Regions from separate parts of the Homo sapiens genome. Here region 1 is linked to region 2. The links are chromatin loops, found by intact Hi-C in ENCODE. Cell type or tissue: endothelial cell of umbilical vein. All regions are shown on one strand. Links, peaks and the distances in the headings refer to the core of each region. The heading gives the core; the rest is flanking DNA. Region 1 holds the start of TRA-AGC3-1 (tRNA-Ala (anticodon AGC) 3-1). Region 2 holds the start of TRR-TCG5-1 (tRNA-Arg (anticodon TCG) 5-1).

The links. Hi-C counts contacts between places; a loop is a spot of excess contacts. Peaks named below come from ENCODE experiments on the same cell type or tissue, not always from the same donor. Only the 100,000 strongest peaks of a DNase experiment are listed, where the experiment ranks them.
Region 1: it touches region 2 in a loop (2.1-fold over the local background); 5 of 110 quality-filtered maps call a loop at or near these places.

What each region holds. Positions count from the first base shown.
Region 1 is chr6:28,602,760-28,611,545 of GRCh38, reverse strand. TRA-AGC3-1 (tRNA-Ala (anticodon AGC) 3-1) reads right to left here and starts at 4,390; the gene lies at 4,319-4,390. It also overlaps a transcript of SCAND3 not described here. In endothelial cell of umbilical vein, for the core only: a CTCF peak has its summit at 4,672; a DNase peak (open chromatin) is centred at 4,505.
Region 2 is chr6:28,538,132-28,546,917 of GRCh38, reverse strand. TRR-TCG5-1 (tRNA-Arg (anticodon TCG) 5-1) reads left to right here and starts at 3,732; the gene lies at 3,732-3,804. It overlaps LOC107986586 (a long non-coding RNA gene), which reads left to right and starts at 1,921. Exons shown (of 3, transcript XR_001744073.2): 1 at 1,921-2,006; 2 at 2,486-2,575; 3 at 3,718-3,857. RefSeq lists an enhancer at 2,362-2,944. In endothelial cell of umbilical vein, for the core only: no CTCF peak of the experiment used is centred there; a DNase peak (open chromatin) is centred at 3,707; H3K4me3 peaks cover 194 bases.

The sequences.
Region 1 (8,786 bases), core at 3,130-5,629, 64 kb before region 2:
TTAATATTGTTGTATATTAAAATGCAAGTCCTTTTGCTCAAAGTGTGTTGGAAGTAGAGGTAGTAAAACAATCCATTTATATCCTTTTGTTAGTTTTTAGGAAGGCCTGTCTTCCAGGAGTGACCTTTGTTAATCCACCTCTTGGAGCTGGACATAGCCACCTGGACGGTGGAAGAGGGAAAAGAGGAAAGTTGAAGGGAAGGGCTCTTTGCTAGTATCTCCATTATCTAGAACATGGTTTTAGATGATAACCATAGGTCTATATGAGCACTTTACTTTTCAGTAAACATCTTTAGAAAAGATGTATCTTGGACATGGAATTGTGAAACCACCACTGGGTAGTGTATACCAGGACTTGTTCATCAGGTTAGCAGTAGAGAGGCAGAAGGAAGTATAAAGGGAGAGATGAATGCAGATGTGTCCATATTTCCATTTTGACGATAGCCATTGGTGTATGTGCATCTCTTTTGGCTGTACTATAGGAATACATGAAGTAATTAAAAGGAAACATATCTTCTTGCTAATATTTTAATGGTATAGATCTGTTAATGAATTCTCTTAGAAATATTATACTTAGTGTATTCAGTTGCTTTATGTTTTATTTTAAATTGAGCACTAAGGGAATGCAGTATTTTAATCAGAACTCTGCTAATGCTTTTATCTAGAGGCATGTCTCCATTTTTGCCTTCTATAAAATTTTTGTCCCAAAAAAAGCAAGATTACATTGTTTTTCTAACAGACTGAGTTGGTGCTGTATATTCTTGGTTATCAGAATACTCATATAGCTTTGCAATTCTGAATTGGTAAATATTTATGATGTGTAAAAAAGCATAATATATACTATATACTGTAGAATCTCAATCCCATATAACTGGATGTTATGTCTACACACACAGGACCTAGAAGGACACATCAAAGTATAAACTACTTGTGATTGTGGATGACTTTGTTCTTTGTTTCTTGTGTTTTACTTTTTTCTCCTTCCTTCCTTCCTTCCCTCCATCTCTCTCTCTTTCTTTCTTTTTTCAGAGTTTTGTTCTTATTGCCCAGGCTGGAGTGCAGTGGTGCGATCTCGGCTCACTGCAACCTCCACCTCCCAGGTTCAAGCAATTCTCCTGCCTCAGCCTCCTGAGTAGCTGGGATTACAGGCACACGCCACCACACCCAGCTAATTTGTTGTATTTTTAGTAGAGACGGAGTTTCATCATGTTGGCCAGGCTGGTCTCGAACTCCTGACCTCAGGTGATCCACCCACCTCTGCCTCCCAAAGTGCAGGGATTACAGGCGTGAGCCACCATGCTTGGCCTCTTGTGTTTTTTAATTTACTATAATGCACATATTACCTGTTTAAAAAAATTAAGGTTATTTTAAAAACCTGGGGGGAAAAAAGCCTTACTGGCTTTAAGCCATTCTTGTACCTCAGCCTCCTGAGTAGTTGGGATTACAGGCGCCTGCCACCATGCCCGGCTAATTTTTGTATTTTTAGTAAAGACGGCGTTGCACCCTGTTGCTAGGCTGGTCTCGAACTCCCAAACTCAAGTGATCAGCCCACCTCACCTCCCAAAGCACTGGGATTCCAGGCATGTGCCAACTTGCCTGGACTCCATGCCATTTATTTCTTGAAGGTCAGTTTGTCCAGGAGAATTTTCCACATTCTGGATTTAGCTGATTGCATCATTATAATGTTATTAAACACATTGCTGTATCTCCAATATTTACTCTAAACAAATGGTTTTTATCTATTTGATTATAGAAATTTAATTTTCAACACAAGTATTTATTGTGGTCCTGGGTATGTTCTACTTTACTTTATTATGGGTTACATGATATGTGGTTGTCTCACATTTGATGATATAAAATTTAGCTTTGGTTTTAGGTGACATCAGCCTAATCCAACCATTCTAGAGTCCTTCATCCAATTTCACCTCATGGTTATAGCAGCCATTGCCAATTGTGACCTGGATGTGTTATAGCAATACCAGTTGCAAAATGTTGTAGTTTTATAATCTCTCCTGCATTCATTAGCTGTTATTTCCTGAGAAGAAAAATCTTTCCCTCATCAACTATATGTTTATCCTGAAATACATTCCATACAGGAGAGATAGGATAAATGCTTGATTCTTTTCCTTCATGTGTTAGCTTTCAAAATAAAACTGATATTCAAAAACCTCCAAAGGTTGAATATGGAAAAGCTATTTTGTGTGTGTGTATGAGTGTATATGTTTATGTTAACTTTGCAACCAGCTTCTTTACCAAATTCTCTATAGTAAGTTTTTCATTTGAGGGGTGGCTTCCAGATATATAATCCTACCAAGATACATAGATAGCTTTATCCCATTCTATCCAATAGTTAATCCTTTAATTACTTTTTCATGTCTAAATGCTTCAGCTAATACCTCCATTACAATGTTAAGTAGTAGTGAAGATAATGAATATCCTTGTCTTGTCATGAAAAACAATTTAAATGTATTTGATCCCAAAATACCATAAATAGACTTAAATGGGAATACATACCATGAACAGCGCCCTCCCCCCAACCCCCGCTTTTTTTTCAGACAGTGTTTCGCTCTGTTTTCCGAGGCTGGAGTGCAGTGGCACAATCACAGCTCACTGCAGTCTTAACCTCCTGGGCTCAAGCGATTCTCCTGCCTCAGCCTCCCAAGTAGCTAGCTGGGAATACAGGCATGCACCACCATGCCCTGCTAATTTAAAAGAGACATCATCTCTCTATGTTGCCCAGGCTGGTCTAGAACTCCTGGGCTCAAGCAATTCTCCTGCCTCAGCTTTTCAAATTTCTGGGATTACAGGTGTAAGCCACCATGCCCAGCCTCATAAACATCTATTAACATTATATATTATACAGAATAATTTATCAGAATAAAACATAATTTCTAGAAATCAGTAAGTTAAAAAGGGAAAAACTGGTTTCTTTCCTCTCATATTATGTATTTAATCAATATTTCATACTAGCTCTGGCGTAGGCAAATCACCTTTGATTTGGATTGATTAACATGTGTAGGTGTCGTGGGATACTTTTTTGTGTTGGGGCAGTGGAGGTGGTCATCTAGTTAAATGTGTTTGTAAAATGAGTTCAACATGTGTTGGGGACCAGCCTCAACACCACCCGTAGGGTACCCAAAGTCCGGTGGCGACAAAGGATTGAGAAGAGACAAGAGTAAAGGTGGGGAGCCAGGGGGTCAGTTGCAAAATGGAGGCTGCAAAAGGCTCAGACCTCTGGTCTCCACACTATTTATAGAATACAATAACTTAGATCTAAGAAGCAGATGTTCAGGGCGAAACAGTGAAAAGGTGGCAGTGCGTCATAGCCGTTATCTATAGCAATAGCGGTTTAAATGAATCTCCTTTGTGCTCAAATAGCATATCTTTAACTTATCGGAGAGTAGCTAGTGGGAGCGGGCTTAACTTGGAGTCTGTCCACATTCCAGTATTTCAAAGGAGTGTCTTTCTCCTTGAACGCAGTGTTTACAGATAAGAGAGCGGGTCTCGCTCTGAGCATGGGAACATGATGGCAATTAGGAGGCTTTCCTCCTCAGAGGACTCTTGTGGCTTTCCACAACATATTGTCTCATATTTTTATGGCCAGTTTATGCAGGCACCCCACAAGCCCTTTTCCCAAAAACATGTCATTTATTTTTACTGAAATTTTCTTGAACAAGAGATATTTGGATGCCTGGTCTCTCACACTCCCACTAAGCTATTTCAGCAAAAGGACAGTAGTTCTGGTTTCATTTAACCAGCCAATCCATTCTGTCTCATTCGGGTTAGACTTGGGAGGCACCCCATGCTATGACAGACAGCATTTTATTGTCCTTCATGTACCTATCACCGCACAATACTAACGGGGCCCACTGCTTCCATATCTGGTGATTCAAGAAAAGGTAAGGTATAGGGTGGTTGGAAGCTCAGAAGAAAGACATCAATAAGATATGTTTCTGCTATTCCACCTCCATGCTGTTCTTTGCTCTAAGAACTCTTCAGAATTCAAAAAAGAAAAGAAAAAAAAAACAGTGAATAAAACAAAGGGTCTTTTATTATTTTTATATTTTTTCTGTTTTTCAGTAATACCATAGCATGAAATCCAAAGAAACCAGGCTGATTAATTTGCGAAAATGCTTTTACAAAGGGTTCAAGACCTTCCTGGTGTGGCAATGCTATCGATACAGATACTTAACACTGCAAAGGCTGTACAGACAAGCAGAAAATTGAATGAATGAGACTAGGTTTATTTAACGGGAGGGAGAAAGGAAAGTGGAAAGGCGGTCCATTGAGAGGAGAAAGTGCGCACTCCCAAAACTGGTGGAGGTGCCGGGGATTGAACCCGGGACCTCGTACATGCTAAGCACGCGCTCTACCACTGAGCTACACCCCCAACCACAGACAGGTTGCTTTGCATTTCTTTCATGATTTATAATCAGTATTTCTCAAAGATTCGGTAAATTGCAATGAAATCATGAATGCAAACTCCGCAATTTGTGAAACAGCTAGGCTGGGTCCTGCACAAGCAGCGTCCAAAGAAAGCAACACAGTGAAATTACAAAGGAAGGAGCCTGAAAGCAGACAATCTGTTGTCTCTCGCTTTTTCCAGCTTCATTTCCTGCTGTTTTCAACCATAAGGCCCCAGGAGGCCAAAGCCAGTAGCGCAGCCAGGGTACCAGCTGAGACCTACGTGTTTGAAGGGAAACTGTAGGGGGGCGTCAAAGGGGATCCTCGCCTACCGAGTTCCAGTCCCCGGGCCCAGCACCGCCTTTCTTGGAACAAAGACCCTCAAATCACTTCCGTTTCCAAAAGCCCAAAACGTCCACTGAACACTTAGTGGTGATGGCAGGGAACGTTCTTGTGAGCTCAAGATGTCATGAATCAATCACAAGGACAAACTGGAAATCTGGACCCGGGTGAGAGGCATCACGTAGGCACCCAGATCCGCACGTCTAGAGTAGTTTACCTCCGACAAAACTCTGAGGGTCCCCTGCTAAGCCAAACTGGTGGGGGTTGGGGTGGGGTAGTAGCGTTATCTGAAAAAAAGATGAATTAGGTAAGGCAGGGCTGGCATCTGTTGCTTGGCGACCAATCTGTAGGAAACCATGGAGCAATGAAAAATTATTGGTTTCTCGAATGGTGAGGGGAGGTGGGGGAAGCTTCTCATATTTTAAAGAGCTGGCCCAGCCCAACCCAAATTCACAACTATTGACTTCTGAGGCACCTCCGTTGAAATCTCTCCCTCTCTCTTTCTCAAACAATTTATAACTCACTAAAAAGTTGAAAAAATAAAAATAATACAAAAATACCCTTCTATCCTTTACTCAGATTTAGATATTATTAATATTTTACCCCATTTGCCTTATGAGTTGCTTCTTCTCTCTCCTGTACGTTGCATACATCACGTCCATTTCCTTTACTTAAGTACTTTTCTATATACCCACAGTACTATTAGGAACTTTTGTAAATTTAACATTGATACAATAGCTGTATTTAATCTACAGTCTGCATTTCAAGTTGACCAATTGACCTGATGTTTTCCTCTCATATAGGATCTAGTCTAGGGTCAGGCGTTGCATTTAGTTGTCCTGTCTTTTTTAGTCTTCTTTAATGAAAAATATTTGCATAGTCTTTATTTTTTTTGACATTGATATGTCATTTAAAAAATAGTGTTATTTTCATTTCTTTCTTTCTTTCTTTTTCTGAGACAGAGTCTCGCCCTGTTGCCCAGCTGGAGTGCAATGGCGCGATCTCGGCTCACTGCAACCTCCGCCTCCCGGGTTCAAATGATTCTCTTGCCTCAGCCTCCTGAGTAGCTGGGATTACAGGTGCCTGCCACTATGCCTGGCTAATTTTTTTTTTTTTTTTTTGTATTTTTTAGTAGAGGCGGGGTTTCACCATGTTGGCCAGGCTGTTCTCGAACTCCTGACCTCGTGATCCGCCCGCCTCAGCCTCCCAAAGTGCTGGGATTACAGGCATGAGCCACTGCTCCCGGCCTCATTTCATTTTTAAAAATAGAATGTCTTTCACTGACTGATACTTTCGCATGACTAGGCTCAGGATATACGTTCTCCATTGGAATACTAAATAGATAATCTTGCGTGCTTATATATTTTTCAGTCATTGGTCTGTACTTTTTTGTTCTTGCTTTAAAAAAATCTTCCCAACAAAGTCTCTGGATAGTACACTTTTTGTGACATTTCTGGTCTCACAAAGGATTAAGGAATTCTTTAGAGGTCACTCAAAACAAAAATAAATGAATATTTTCTGGGCGCTAAAGTGACTTAGAAACACCTGGAGCCCAGGTCAGGGTAGTGAGCAGTCAAAGCCATAGCTGTGAGAACTCTGCCTAAAGTTCCTGGGAGTTGGAACAGTTGGGAGCAAGAACTGCTGGAAGCCAACTTGGACCAACAGAGGAGTGGGTTTAACCTGAAGTCAGATACCAATCGAAAAACAACTGTGAGGATGAATATTTAATATCAGAAAAGCAGAGAGTTGGAGGAGCTGAGCCTGACACTCTTGTTATGGGCCAAAACCTATAGTGAGACCAAGTGGTTCAGGGTCAAATTTGTCACCTAGCTCCTGGCAGAAGTAGAAATATATCCTCTCTGAAAGAAAACTTCCCCGAGTTAGGCCTGCAGAACTCTCTTATGTTAAGATCACACAATAAGGTTAATAATAAAGATTACTACAAACCTAAGAAGGTAAATTACTATGCTTGAGACTCAACAGATACAAAAAGTCATACTGAAACCTAAAGAACTGTAGATGTTAAATTTTAAGGTACAAAATGTATAATAGCTATGTCTGACATATATCAATAAATTAAGGATATGATTACAAATGAAGTATGCAAAAGAGTGAGTAAAATTATGTAAAAATTTAGATTCAAGAAATAAATATGTAATAGTTAAATTTTTTTTTTTTTTTTTTGAGACAGAGTCTCGCTCGGTCAGCCACGCTGGAGTGCAGTGGCATGATCTCGACTCGCTGCAACCTCTGCGTCCCGGGCTCAAGCAATTCTCCTGCCTCAGCCTCCCGAATAGCTGGGATTACAGGGGTGTGCCACCACGCCCAGCTAATTTTTGTATTTTTAATAGAGACGGGTTTCACCTTGTTGGCCAGGCTGGTCTTGAACTCCTGACCTTAGGTAATCCACCCGCCTCAGCCTCCCAAAGTACTGAGATTATAGGCGTGAGCCACAGTGCCTGGCCAAAAAAAAATTCCTAATTTTTTTGCATATTAGCTACAGCTGGGGAAGGAATTCCTAAGCTGAAAGATAAAGCCAAAACCTTAACCCAGAATACAACAAAAATAGTTAAGAACATGGAACATGTGAAGCAAGCTGAGATAGATAAACACAACTGCGAATTCTTTGCATCTCCTCCCATCAGAAGGTGGGGCCAAATCTTTTTCCCCTAACCCTGGAATGTGGGCTGCCTTTGTGATCTGCTTTGACCATTGGAACACAGTGGCAGTGATGCTGTGCTACTTCTAAGTGCAGGTCTCAAGAAAGCTTGCAGCTTCAGTTCTCAACATCTTGGAACACTATCACTGTATAAGAAATCTGGGCAGTCCTGTTGGGGAGATCACATGAAGGAAAACTGATGAACTCCAGAAAATAGCCCTTGCCAAGTATCAGACATCCAGGCATTAAGGGCATCCAGGAGCAGCGAGTCCCAGCTGACCTGCCAACTCACATTGAATTTGTAAATCCAGCTGATTTTACAAGGAGATGAGATGATACATTTCAGCTGAGTTCTATGTTGTTTTAAGCCACCGAGTTTGGAGTACTTTATTACACAGCCACAGAATACTGATTTAAAAAATAATAATAATAGAAATGGAAGATTATGTGAAAATTCTGAAGTATATACGATTAGAGTTCAGGAATAAAAGAAGAGAAAAAAAATGTAAGTGAGGTAATATTTAGATATAATATACCTGGAAAATTTCCCAAATTGGAGAGAAAATTTTCCCTTAGAGAGTCAGAAAGCAAATGTGTCACAAGCACGTTAAAGAGAAACAACTATAACTACACACCTCATACTGAAACTGTGTTATAACAAACATAAGAGGATGTCTCAAATCAGCCAGAGAGAATGTATAGATTTCTGCAAAGAAAGAACAATTAGAATGTTAACAAGCATCTTCATGATAAAATCCAGGAAACAATAAGATATATTTTGGAAGTGTTGAAATAAAACAATTGCCAATCTAGACTTGTGTACCCATCAAAGTAAACTTTAAGAATGAGAAAGTGTTTAAAATTTTATTTAAAAATTTATTTTGGGCGGGCACGGTGGCTCACGCCTGTAATCCCAGCACTTTGGGAGGTTGAGGCGGGCAGATCACGAGGTCAGGAGACCACCCTGGCTAACACGGTGAAACCCCGTCTCTACTAAAAATACAAAAAAAATTTAGCTGGACGTGGTGGGGGCACCTGTAGTCCCAGCTACTCGGGAGGCTGAGGCAGGAGAATGGCTTGAATCCGGGAGGCGGAGTTTGCAGTGAGCCGAGATCGCGCCACTGCACTCCAGCCTGGGCGACAGAGTGAGACTCCCTCTCAAAAAAAAAAAAAAAAAAAAAAAATTTTTTTTTGGTGGCTATAAATGGGTAAATCCCAAAGTAGCAGCAATACAGAGTATTTAACAATATTTTAATATTTTCTTTTACTCAACAGTCCACCTTTGTGATTTGCTTTCCATAAATACACTAGATTAAAGCAACAATACTCCAAGTTCAATCTGAGTTTATTGAATACTTTATTTCCATTCAGAGTTTAGTAA
Region 2 (8,786 bases), core at 2,731-5,230:
AAATCAACATGCAAAAATCAGTTGCATTTCTATACGCCAACAATGAACACTATCCAAAAAGGAAATTAAGAATCCCATTTACAATAGCATCAACAAGAATAAATGCTTAGGAACAAATTTAACCAACTATTGACATTGATGAAATTAATTGGTGAAGACACAAATACATGAAAAGATATTTCATGTCCATGGATTGGAATAATTAATAATGTTAAAATGTCCACACTACCAAAAGTGATCCATAGATTAAATACACTTTCTTATAGGCTGACCTAAATGTGAGGCAGATAGATCAAAGAGAATAATGGGTTTTGAAAGCTGTCAGCAAACATTAAAAATCGATTTATTCTCTTTATTTTAATACCCAGTAAAACTTGTGCACATATATGCCAAAAAAAAAAAGCAAGTCCAAGAGTTTTCCTACAGGTACGGTTTATAATATCCCCAAACTGGAAACAACCCAAACATCCATCACCAGCAGAATGGGTAAACAAACATAAAAAATTGGTATATTCATATTGCGGAATATATACACAGCAGTGAGAAAGAACAATTGTTAAATGCAACAACATGGATGAATTTCACATATTCCTGCATAAAAGAAGCCAGGCATAAGAGAGTATTTATTATATAATCCTATTTATATGGAGTATGAAAATATGCAAAATTCAAAGATGATATTAGATGTCAAGAAAATGGTTATCCTTATGGAGAATGTGATTAAGAGGGGGCATGAGGGTGGCTTCTGGAGGGACTGATAATTTTCTATCTCTTGACACAGCTCAAGTGACAAAACTTAGTTCTGGGATCTTATTTGATGGAAACAGTGGCAATACATTGAAACAGAAGATCTGGGTGGGAGTTCAAAGATACATTCTCTTCATATACATTCAATGATCTATATATACTTGTATTTGGGCACTTTTCTGTATGTTTCTTATACTGCAATTAAAAATTTTCTTAAAAAATATGAAGTCACATTAAGAAAGACAGCATTACCATTATTTTAGAAACTCCATTTACCCCACTCTATAGTATATCTCTCTCATTCTCATGCTGATATAACCACTATAATAATGTTTGAAATAATCATTCTCTTGCTCTTATTTGTTAGCTTTACTAATTATATTTGTATCCATAAACAATAGATATTTTAGGATGCTTAGTTTGTAGTTTCTATAAATGAAATTATGCCATATTTTTGTGTTTTTTTAATTGAAATATCAAAATATCTCATTTCCTGTGACTTCTAGGTTTTTCTGCATTGCATGTCATTGCTTTCATAAATTGTTACAGCTATCAAGGGAAAATGTGTTAAGACTCTTAATAATATAATAATTTAATTTTAAATTTGTTAATTTTGCACACAAACAATCTGTTAAAGAAAAAACAGAAAGAAAAGATAGTTCTGTTTCTTCCTTTCTAAGAATTATAACTTTTTAACTTTCCTTTTGTCTGGGAAGGAATGGAAGTCGCAATTCCTGGTATACCACTTGTAGTCCCAATCTCAAGTAAAGTGTTTTAAACTTTTTACCTTTAAGAGTTGTTTTTTGTAGATTATTTTTATCTTTTAAAAATTAAGTAAAAGAAATTTCCTTCTATTTCTAGATTGTTAACAGTTGCATTGTGAGCAGACAGTGAAATTTATCCAATGTTTTTCTGCCTCTTTTGAGGTGAACTTATTTTTTTCCTTTAATTTCTTAATGTACTGAATCATAACACTGTTCTTCTCACGTTAAATTGACATCCTGCTTTTGGTATAAATCTGGATTTGTTATGATTTTTAAACATTGGTGGATTCAGCTTTTTTTTATTATTATTATTTCTGATTTTATGTTCGTTAATGAGATTGACCTGTGATTTTTCTTTCTCTCATTGTCTTTTTCTGGTTTGGTATTAGGATGAAGGTGAAAATGAGGTGAAAAGTCTTCCCTCTGTCACTACGTTTGGAAAAGTTTGTATCCAATTGAAATTATTCTCCCTGGATTGTTTTGAAGAACTTTCAGGTGAAAATATCTGGGTTTAGGACTTTCTCTGTAGGACAATTTTTGACTATTCAATTTATGTAACAGTTACTTGCTATTTCCTCTTGAATCGAATTTCATAACTGATAACTTTTGCAGAATTTACTGTTTTAATTTTCAAATTAATTGGGCAAAATTTTTTATACCATTGCACATACTGATCCATCTGCTGGATCATCTATTTGGCTTTTTTTTTTTTAAGAGAGAAGAGAGAGAGAAGTTTCGCTATGTTGCCCAGGATGGTCTCAAACTCCTGGCCTTAGGCAATCCCCCCCCGCCCCCCGCCAATTCCCCCCTCCAACTCCCCCCTCCAACTTCCCCCTCCAACTCTCCCCTCCACTCCCCCACCCCCCTACCGCGTCTTGGCCTCCCAAAGTGTTGGGATTACGGGCGTGAGCCACAACGTGCAGCCTCTTTCTGCACTTTTTTTCTTTTGAAACTAATTCTTTCTTATCTTTTAGGTCTCAAGAGTAAGTTTGGTTCCTAGGTGTTCACTGAACCCCTTCAGGCTGGGTTAAGAACAGATCCCTGCAAGCTGACACTTTGACCAGGTGGGTGAGAGAATCCGGGTGGTGCTTTCGTGGAGGGCAAGAGAAAGAGAGCGCAGCCTCCTCAGGATGCAGTTGCTGAATAGAAGAGCTTTTCAGTAAATATATGTTTCTCCAGCCCTTCTGGAATATGAAAAATCTGTGTAACAGACTTTGAGAGAGCCGGAAGCCAGGATGAAGAGGGAGGTCCCATAAAGACTCAAATCAGGCTCTCAAAGAGTTCCCAGTAATGGGGAATGAGACCACCAAATGCACCCCGTTGCTTTCACCACGCCTCCGGCACTCACAGGAGGGTGTCCACGCAGGCGTCGTTCGTTCCGGGGGCAGGCCTCGCGCGCGCCTTTCCTTCCTGTGTGTTTCCCACCGGCACATCACTAGTGGGAGGTCAGAATGCTGCCAGTCAAGGATGGCTGGGTCAAATGAAGAACTGAAATGAAAACAACCACTACGAAGTGGTTCGAACTGCAACTTTCCGGGCCTAAAGCCTGGCTCCTGCCCCCTCTACCACTCAGCGCCACCACCGAGTGGTTGCACAAGATGATACGCATTTTCTACATTATTCTCTAAGTGCCCGCTATACTCTTGGGCTTTTAACAAACGTCTCACTAGAGACTATTCAGCAGGGCCTAGTTTTGGTTACCAAGCGGAGCCAGGCCTAGGAAGATGCCTCTATTTAATGCTAATTGCAGCTGTTGCAGCTGAATTGGACGCCAAGCTGAGAAGGTCGCCTGAGGGGGTCTTTCTCGTTCACCTGGTGATTTTCATTTATTTCCAGAGGGTCTCAATGCTGAATGCAAACTGATCATGTGTAGTAGTGATTATAGAGAGACATTCAATGCTTTTCTTTTTCCCTTTCTTTACAACTTTTTGTCACCAGCTGAGAGAAGCAACGTGGTGCATGTGCAAAATTTGGTGTAACATTTGGTGTCAAGTTAAGGGTAGGAGTTTGGAGAAAATCCAAATACTCACTTTGCATTACCTTGTTATTGTGTGACACTGGCAAGTTATTTAGCTTTTGTATAATTTACACTATCTTTGAAATTAGGTTAACAACAGAAATCATGTCATATAAGTAGAACCATACAATATATATATAAAATCCAGGTTAATAGCCAATCTTACAACATTTCTCATATTTTTTGCAGTTGCTAAGCCATGGGACCACGTGGCCTAATGGATAAGGCGTCTGACTTCGGATCAGAAGATTGAGGGTTCGAATCCCTTCGTGGTTGATTCTCCCTTTTTCACTCTAAAACAAGACTGCACAACCTCCCACACCACAAAATTATAGCATCCAATTAATTTCCGAAAGTGAACGTGAATTCTCTGCAGTCCTTTCCCGTGGAAATGGGAAGTTGCATCACACACCTCTTTGGAGTTGCGAGTGATTCAGGTGGGGCCAGCACACCACCTTTCAGCTGTTTGTACTTTGGAGGAAACGCTTGGCCAGGCTGGCACACAGGTGCCTGGAGTCCGGGGTGGGATGGAGAAAGCGTGAGCCCTGGTCCGGGAGTATCCTCTTCCCGCCTGTTGAATGGGCTCAGGGAACTCAGTTGAATGCATCTTAAGGAGCTTTATTCACCTGGTCCCGCAGGGGGCGACCATCACGTTTCCACTGGTCCCCAGTAGGCGCTACAAGTTTGACTCGCAGACACACAAAAGAGTGTAACTTGAGAGCCTTGTCTTTTTGAGGTCAGTTTAAATATCGCCCCCTTTCTAAAATTTAGAGGAGCTGAAGAAACACACGCCTTAAAACCTGCTCATGATTCAGGTGGATGTGGTCGTTGACCGGAAGCTTCTTTCTCTACCGGAGCCCGCTCCTGGGTTCTCCCTCACGTCGCGGGGCGAATTAGACTGTCCGCAATATCTGAGGAACCAAGGTGTTAACAGAGACCTGAAAACAGGAGAAGAGGCGAGCCAGGAAAAGATCTTGAAGAAGAGGAAGCAGTTTCTCCAAAAGGCGAAAGAGAGCCTTTGTAATGCCCTTTATAATAAACCAGTGAAAGTCAAAACAATTGTCTGGTCAGGAAGATATAAAAAATAGAACAACAAAAAAAATTAAACCAGTAAACGTTAAAACAAAACAAAAGGGGAAAGAATCTGGCCAAATACATTTGAATACTTTTATGAAATGGAGAAATTATTAGGACGACATGACTATTAAGTACGATTCAAGAAGGAATAGCAATAATGAATAGTTAAACTACGAAATAAATTGAAAAAGTTGTCAAACATCTTCCTACTGAGAAAACCCCATGTCCCATCACTTACCCAGGGTTTACGAGGTCAGGAAACTGAGACCATCCCGGCCAATATGGTGAAACCCTTTCTCTACTAAAAATAGAAAAAATTAGCTAGCTGGACGTGGTGGCGGGCGCCTGTAATCTCAGCTACTGGGGAGGCTGAGGCAGGAGAATCGCTTGAACCCGGGAGGCGGAGGTTGCAGTGAGCCGAGATCGCACCACTACACTTCAGCCTGGCGACAGACTGAGACCCCTTCTCAAAACAAAAACAAACAAACAAGAAATCCAACAAGACACGATCTCCTCCATAGTATAGAAAAAAGAAAAAAGAGGGAAAAGACCCACAACTATACTTGCAGAATGGCTTCATGATATTTTTCCAGACAATGTACTCTAAACAGTTTTATTGAGGCATAATTCCCATGCAATAAACTGCACAAGTTTAAACTATGTGTAAGTTTTACACATATATGCAATCATATATGTATAACATGTGTAATCATGAAACGACCAGTACAATAAAGATAATGAACATAGACATCACCCCCAAAAGCTTCCTCCTGCCCTCTTGTAAGCCCTGTTCCCCTCTTACAACCAGATATGCTTTCCATCATTACATGTTCATAGTTTTCAGAATTTCATGTGAGTGGGATCATACAGTATGGACTCTTAAAAAAATTCTTTCATTCATTATCATTATTTTGAGGTTCAAGCAATTCTCTTGCCTCAGCCTCCTGAATAGCTGGGACTACAGGCACCCACCACCGTGCCCAGATAAGTTTGTATTTTTAGTAGAGACAGGGTTTCACCATGCTGGCCAGGCTCGCTTCGAACTCCTGACCTCGTGATCCACCCGCCTCAGCCTCCCAAAGTGCTGGGATTACAGGCGTGAGCTACTACGGCCAGCACTTTGCCAGAGACTTTTAAATGGTTGATTTGAAAAAAATAATTTTCACCAGTTTCACTTGGAAGCTGGTCTGCAGAGCTCTTTTCACTTCATGTTGAAAGTCAATCTCTGGAGGTACCTCTCATACATTACTCATCCCTGCATATATATTTCCCCTCCCTCATCCTTCCTACTTAATTTCATCATAATTCTAAATTCAGGGTTTATTGGTTATAAAAAATTATTCACAGCTGTGCTATATAGTACTATGATTATATTTCTTATGTGCCTTTTAGTTTTCTGCAAAGTTATTAACTGCCTTTTACTTTTTCTTTATCTTTTATGATCATGTAACCAATTCATTCTCAACTGATTTTCCTTGAATTTAAGCAACTCTCAATATAGTGAAATACCTCAAAGAACCTATCAATTTTAATATTTTCCTTAGTGGTCTCCTCTCTGGAGCCTTTGTATCCCTGCTTCAATCTGGACTGGTTGTTCTCTAGGCATGTTACACAGGTGTCTTCTTGGGGCTTTTCTTCCACCGACCTGGGATATACTTTGCCTTCTTCCTGTTTTGGACCCTTATGTTTTCCTTTTTTTAGTGTTGTATCATTTTGATGGAGAATAACCTCTAGGAATTTTCTGAGAGGGTGACTCTGTCTACAAATGGCTTTATAACATACTCAGTTTTGATTGATAGTTTGACTAATAAATTAGACAGGAAATTCTTTCTGTCATAATTTATGACATTGTTCAATTGTCATTTTCAACTCTTCCTTCTATCAAAGGAAACATTTCTAAATAAAATACACAGATGCTGCTTTCTGTTCAGATTTAGTTTAAAATCCAAAGCAAAAAAGAAAATTTTTTTTGCCTGATTCTGGTATCTTGCCTGGTGGGAAGCTACTCAGGAATTTCTGGAAAACAGAACTGTATACTCTGCTTCTAGCCACCATGATGACAAGTATGTGACACATAAGAATTGTCCGTTATGGAATTTTCTTGAAAAAAATATTAGGCAAACTGGAAACAAGCTACCAAGTATGACTGTCTGGCATCTCTAAACTACTACAATTATTTAAAAATAAATATTCAAATGTCTCTCAATATGGATATCAAACCCTTTTCTCCTTGTCACGGGTGACAAGGCAAATCAGCACACCTACCAAAAGAACAGCCAGCACTAGGAAAATGCAGCTAGAAAGGACTGTGGACTCTGCAGTTTAGTTTACAAAATCAGGCAAGGACTGTAGGACACCTCTATCCATTCATACCTCAACTCACTCTAGAGATCTGGAAGCTCTAGGTCTTTCAGAGCAGGAACTCTGAGCTTGGTGCAAGGACACAAGGAGTCAGAAGCTTACTCCAAGGATCAATTTGAACAACCCAGGATTCCAAACAATTCTGGAGTTTCCGTGTTGTGGCAAGAGGAGAGAAGACCCACTTCTTGGGGCAATGAGAAGATCCCCAAAAGTCATAAACTCCTAACTTACCCTAGGCTCTTACTTTGTGCTCAGAACTGTGCTTAGTGCTTATATCCATCATTTATATCTGTGTAACAAACCTTACTCAAATTTAGTGGCTTAAAACAACAATTGTTTCTTCTGTTTATAATTCTTCAGGTCAATGATTGGAGCTGTGTTTAGCTGGGCAATTCTTTTGTTGATTTTGTCTTGGGTCACTCATATGACTGTAGTCATCTGGCAGCTTGACTGAGATTGGATGGTCCAAGATGGTCCCACTAACATGTGTGGGGTGTCAGCTGGACTGCCTGGGATGGCTGAGATAGCTGAGACTCTTTCTCCATGTGGTCTTCCACCTAAGATGCTTGATGAGGTTTCCAGCATCTTGTACCAACTTGGTATGAAGGTTCTAAGAGGTGAGTGACAAGGTTTCTTGAGGCCTAATTTTAGAACTCCTACACCACCATTTCTACATCATTTCACAGAATTCTGTTGGTCAAAGCAAATCACAAAGTCAACTCACATACAACAGGGAGGGAAACAGACTTGGCCTCTTGATGAAAGCTGCTGCCAAATCACATTACAGACCTGGTGTGCTGGCTCACGCCTGTAATCGCAGCACTTTGGGAGGCTGAGGCAGGCGGACCACTTGAGCTCAGGAGTTCAAGAACAGCCTGGGCAATATGGCGAAACCCTGACTCTACTACTATAAAAATACAAACATTAGCCATGCATGGTGGCGCATGCTTGTAATCCCAGCTACTTGAGCAGCTGAGGCACAAGAATCGCTTGAACCCAGGAGGTGGAGGTTGCAATGAGCCAAGATTGCACCACTGCACTCCAGCCTGGGGGACAGAGCAAAACCCTGTCTTGAAAAAACAAAACAAAACAAACACACATACGCACACACATTACAGAGGGATATGCATACAGGGATGGGAGGAACTTGCAGCTGTTAATCAATTGTTAATTTATTATCAAACAACACGGTGAATAGCCCTCCTATTGATATGTTCATTGTACATCTTGTTTAAGTAAATTATCCACTATCACTTTTTTTTTTAAACAAGTGTTAATTCAAGTTGGTCTGTAGGTCTTGTTTTGAACCCACTTTTACCTGGTGGGCAGCTCAGGATGGGACCAGGGAGAATGTAAACATTTCAAAATGCAGCAGCAGCTAGAAAAGAACAGGTAGTGCTGAGCATTTGCACATGGGCAGTCATAAATCTGTGAAGAGGGAGAGCTGTATTGTGTCTCCAGGATGTCACAGATGTTTAAGATCCAGAGGGTGAGATTAGTGGCCCACATGTAGGCTTCCTGCTCAGCTCGGAGGCTGTAATGGTTTGGTTTATTTTTTGAGACTCAATACCTGTGTCTCTGTCATAACTGCAGACATCATAGGCTCATTAAGAATCCCAGAGGAATGAAGAAACTGAGGTAGGGAAAGCAGATTCAGAGACAAGAAAATTCCCACTAATACAGTGATTTTAAAAACCTAAGATCGTCCTTGTTTCACAGAGTTGAAAAGTCACACAGAAGTACTAGTTATGAATTTTTATATATGCCTGATCTATCTGGGCCTGAGACTGTGAAGGTCAGGTTTCTTTGTTTGAGACAGG